Linked DNA regions of Homo sapiens: region 1 is linked to region 2. Evidence: read pairs that join two places in POLR2A ChIA-PET (ENCODE). Cell type or tissue: Caco-2. All regions are shown on one strand.

What was found. ChIA-PET counts read pairs that join two places held together with the same protein. Peaks named below come from ENCODE experiments on the same cell type or tissue, not always from the same donor. Only the 100,000 strongest peaks of a DNase experiment are listed, where the experiment ranks them.
Region 1: POLR2A ChIA-PET joins it to region 2 with 6 read pairs; 3 of 35 experiments call an interaction of 5 or more read pairs at or near these places.

What each region holds. Positions count from the first base shown.
Region 1 is chrX:106,715,215-106,717,714 of GRCh38, reverse strand. It overlaps a transcript of RNF128 not described here. Among named protein-coding and RNA genes, the nearest start is that of RNF128, 10 kb to the left of the region's middle. In Caco-2, no CTCF peak of the experiment used is centred here; a DNase peak (open chromatin) is centred at 1,524.
Region 2 is chrX:106,768,037-106,770,536 of GRCh38, reverse strand. All of the region lies in intron 1 of RNF128 (ring finger protein 128), which reads right to left. Among named protein-coding and RNA genes, the nearest start is that of TBC1D8B, 33 kb to the left of the region's middle. In Caco-2, no CTCF peak of the experiment used is centred here; no DNase peak of the experiment used is centred here.

The DNA of each region.
Region 1 (2,500 bases), 53 kb after region 2:
AAAATTGTAAGCAGTAACTATCATTGGGCATAGAGGTATTATAATTTTCTATTTTGGAGTTTCAGTGATTTAAAATAAAATTCATCTGCTCTATTCATTAGAATAAACATTCTTAGAGCTTCTGCTGTCTACAAAGTCCTACAAATTTGCTGGGGAAGATAAAAACATGAATGCGACAAGTTAAATTAAGAGTTAACCCTATTAACGGTATCAAGAAAAGATCTGTGGGTCCTCTCTTTGTTTTTACTTTCACATATCTAGATTATCAGCAATATAAGCTTTAATTGAAAGCACAGTCTGATCTCAATTGTCTACTACTAGAAAAGAGAAGTGATATTAATTTTTTTTAGATTATTGTAAATAGCCTTCTAATTGATTTTAGTCTCTTCCCTATTCCAAATCATCCTTCATATTACAGCCAGATTATACTTTCTAAAACCTAGCTATGATTATGTCACTTTTCATTGCATATTGAATACAATATAAATTTCTTTCTTTCTTTTTTTTTTTTTGAGACGGAGTCTCGCTCTGTCGCCCAGGCTTGAGTGCAGTGAGGCGATCTCGGCTCACTGCGAGCTCCGCCTCCCGGGTCCACGCCATTCTCCTGCCTCAGCCTCCTGAGTAGCTGGGACTACAGGCGCCCGCCACCACGCCAGGCTAATTTTTATATATTTTTAGTAGAGACGGGGTTTCACCGTGCTAGCCAGGATGGTCTCGATCTCCCGACCTCGTGATCTGCCCGCCTCGGCCTCCCAAAGTGCTGGGATTACAAGCATGAGCCACCGTGACCGGCAATATATAAATTTCTTAACCTGGAATTCTAGGCCTTCAACAATCTAAGTCAATCTGACCACTTCCTCCTTTACCTCTTCACTGTATTTTACACATAATATATATGGCATCTTTCATACTATATTGCATTTATTTACTTACATGCCTATCTCCTTCATTAGAGACAGTTTCTTGAGAGAAGGGACCATGTATCTTTTTTGTAGCCACAGATCTTGCTCTGGCACATCACTTGAAGTGCAAGTAAATGATTGGCAAGAATTTGAGGGCAGGCTATCTAGTTTGCTGCCTAGCTGGTATGATTTTTTCCTAACGTTTTTGTTGAGGTATAATTTACATAGAGTAAAATTCACCCTTTTTAGTATATGGTTATATAAGTTTTTACAAATATATACAGTCATTTAACCACTACCATCACAGTCAAGATATAGAATGGTTTCATTACCACAAAAACTCCCTCATGCTATGCCTTTATAGTCAAAACCCCTTCCCACTTTTAATCCCTGGTAACTACTCAGTTGTTTTCTTTCCCTATGGTTTTTGCCTTTTCTGGATTGTCATATACATGTAGCTTTTTGTGTCTGACTTCTTTCACTTAGCAAAATGCAGTTGAGATTCATCCATGTTATTGCGTTGGTGTGGTATTTAAACAAAAGAGTGGTCAGAGAGATAAGTGCTGTGAGGGAGTACAAAGTCCTGTGCTAGAATAGAGGCAGGAATGTTTGCCTCTGACTCAAGGAAGTAGGGGCTGTTTCATGGATAACTGCAGGACCTTGAGGGATAGGTGGGATTTTTGATGGACACAAATGGTGAGGGAAGGTATTTCAGTAGAGGATATAGCAGTAACAAAAGCTCAGAGTCAGGACAGAGCAGAGCAGATTTGGGAAACAGTATTTTCATTTGGCTAGAGTACAGAGGAGGAGTAGTGGGAGATTGGGCAGAAAAGGTAGGTTAGGGCTTTGTTGACCTTGAATAACATATTTTGGAGTTGGTCTTGATTCACTGGGCAGTGGACTGTCATTGTAGGCTTTTTATTCAATCTCTTTTATGAGGAGAAGAGTAGTTTAGCCTGCAGGTAATTCTGTTGCCCTGCCTGAACTGTAGTAGACAGCTCTCTGTCCAGGTAGGTATACAACTTGGACTCCTAAAACAAGGCAACAAACTACATCTAAATATATCCAAAGCATACCAAGGACATAAAATATCTGCACTACAGATACTTGCTAGAAAATGCATTCATGAAATTATTGAATCTGATACCTGCTAAAAGCTCTCTTTTATCTCCAGTTGTATTCTCTCAATTCTGTCTACAGTCAAGGTATCAGAAAGGCAAGTTTTGTTCCTGGGTCCTATTTTCCTAGTCCTCCACAAAAACATCTTCACTGGGGTAAGAGTTAATGTTAGGGCATCTGTCTTAGCAGATAGCCAATTAAAAAAAATCCCCATTGAACAGCATTTCTTTCTTTTGTAAAACCATATTATCCACTGATTATTTGAATTCCTATGTAAAAAGAACTTTTTCCTATTTTGGATGCTTGTGTCTGATTATAAAAGACATGAATAAACATTTCACCAAAGAGGAAATACAGATGGAAAATAAGCACGCGAAAAGATGTTAAATGTCATTAGCCATTAGGGAAATGCAAATTAAAATCACAGTGTGATATCACTGCATACCTACCAGAATGGCTAAAATTAAAAAAAATAATGT
Region 2 (2,500 bases):
TGATCAAGTGGAAGAAAGGGTATCAGTGATTGAAGATCAAATGAATGAAATGAAGCAAGAAGAGAAGTTTAGAGGAAAAAAAAGAGTAAAAAGAAATGAACAAAGCCTCCAAGAAATATGGGACCATGTGAAAAGACCAAATCTACGTCTGATTGGTGTACCTGAAAGTGACGGGGAGAATGGAACCACGTCGGAAAATACTCTTCAGGAGATTATCCAGGAGAACTTCCCCAATCTAGCAAGGCAGGCCAACATTCAAATTCAGGAAGTACAGAGAATGCCACAAAGATACTCCTTGAGAAGAGCAACTCCAAGACACATAATTGTCAGATTCACCAAAGTTGAAAAGAAGGAAAAAATGTTAAGGGCAGCCAGAGAGAAAGGTCGGGTTACCCACAAAGGGAAGCCCATCAGACTAACAGCGGATCTCTCGGCAGAAACTCTACAAATCAGAAGAGAGTCGGGGCCAATATTCAACATTCTTAAAGAATTTTCAACCCACAATTTCATATCCAGCCAAACTAAGCTTCAAAAGTGAAGGAGAAATAAAATTCTTTACAGACAAACAAATGCTGAGAGATTTTGTCACCACCAGGCCTGCCTTACAAGAGCTCCTGAAGGAAGCACTAAACATGGAAAGGAACAACTGGTACCAGCCACTGCAAAAGCATGCGAAATTGTAAAGACCATCGATGCTAGGAAGAAAATGCATCAACTAACGAGCAAAATAACCAGCTAACATCATAATGACAGGATCAAATTCACACATAATAATATTAACTTTAAATGTAAATGGGCTAAATGCTCCAATTAAAAGACATAGACTGAAAAGAAAAAGACACAGACTGGCAAATTGGATAAAGAATCAAGACCCATCAGTGTGCTGTATTCAGGAGACCCATCTCACATGCAGAGACACACATAGGCTCAAAATAAAGGGATGGAGGAAGATATACCAAGCAAATGGAAAGCAAAAAAAAAAAAAAAAAACAAAGCAGGTGTAGCAATCCTAGTCTCTGATCAAACAGACTTTAAACCAACAAAGATCAAAAGAGACAAAGAAGGTCATTACATAATGGCAAAGGGATCAATTCAACAAGAAGAGCTGACTATCCTAAATATATATGCACCCAATACAGGAGCACCCAGATTTATAAAGCAAGTCCTTAGAGACCTACAAAGAGACTTAGACACGCACACAATAATAATGGGAGACTTTAAAACCCCACTGTCAACATTAGACAGATCAACGAGACAGTAAGTTAACAAGGATATCCAGGAACTGAACTTAGCGCTGCACCAAGCAGACCTAATAGACATCTACAGAACTCTCCACCCCAAATCAACAGAATATACATTCTTCTCAGCACCACATAACACATATTCCAAAATGGACGACATAGTTGGAAGTAAAACACTCCTCAGCAAATGTAAAAGAACAGAAATTATAACAAACTGTCTCAGATCACAGTGCAATGAAACTAGAACTCAGGATTAAGAAACTCACTCAAAACCACACAACCACATGGAAACTGAACAACCTGCTCCTGAATGACTAATGGGTACATAACAAAATGAAGGCAGAAATAAAGATGTTCTTTGAAACCAATGAGAACAAAGACACAACATACCAGAATCTCTGGGACACATTCAAAGCAGTGTATAGAGGAAAATTTACAGCACTAAATGCCCACAAGAGAAAGCAGGAAAGATCTAAAATTGACACCCTAATATCACAATTAAAAGAACTAGAGAGGCAAGAGCAAACACATTCAAAAGCTGGCAGAAGGCAAGAAATAACTAAGATCAGAGCAGAAGAGAAGGAGATAGAGACACAAAAAACCCTTCAAAAAATCAATGAATCCAGGAGCTGGTTTTTTGAAAAGATCAACAAAATTGATAGACCACTAGCAAGACAAATAAAGAAGAAAAGAGAGAAGAATCAAATGGATGCAATAAAAAATGATAAAGGGGATATCACCACCAATCCCACAGAAATACAAACTACCATCAGAGAATACTATAAACCCCTCTACGCAAATAAACTAGAAAATCTAGAAGAAATGGATAAATTCCTCGACACATACACCCTCCCAAGACTAAACCAGGAAGAAGTTGAATCTCTGAATAGACCAATAACAGCCTCTGAAATTGTGGCAATAAATAATAGCCTACCAACCAAAAAAAGTCCAGGACCAGATGGATTCACAGCCGAGGTCTACCAGAGGTACAAAGAGAAGCTGGTACCATTCCTTCTGAAACTATTCCAATCAATAGAAAAAGAGGGAATCCTTCCTAACTCATTTTATGAGGCCAGCATCATCCTGATACCAAAGCCTGGCAGAGAGAAAATAAAAAAAGAAAATTTTAGACGAAAATCCCTGATGAACAATGATGCAAAAATCCTCAATAAGATACTGGCAAGCCGAATCCAGCAGCACATCAAAAAGCTTATCCACCACAATCAAGTTGGCTTCATCCCTGGGATGCAAGGCTGGTT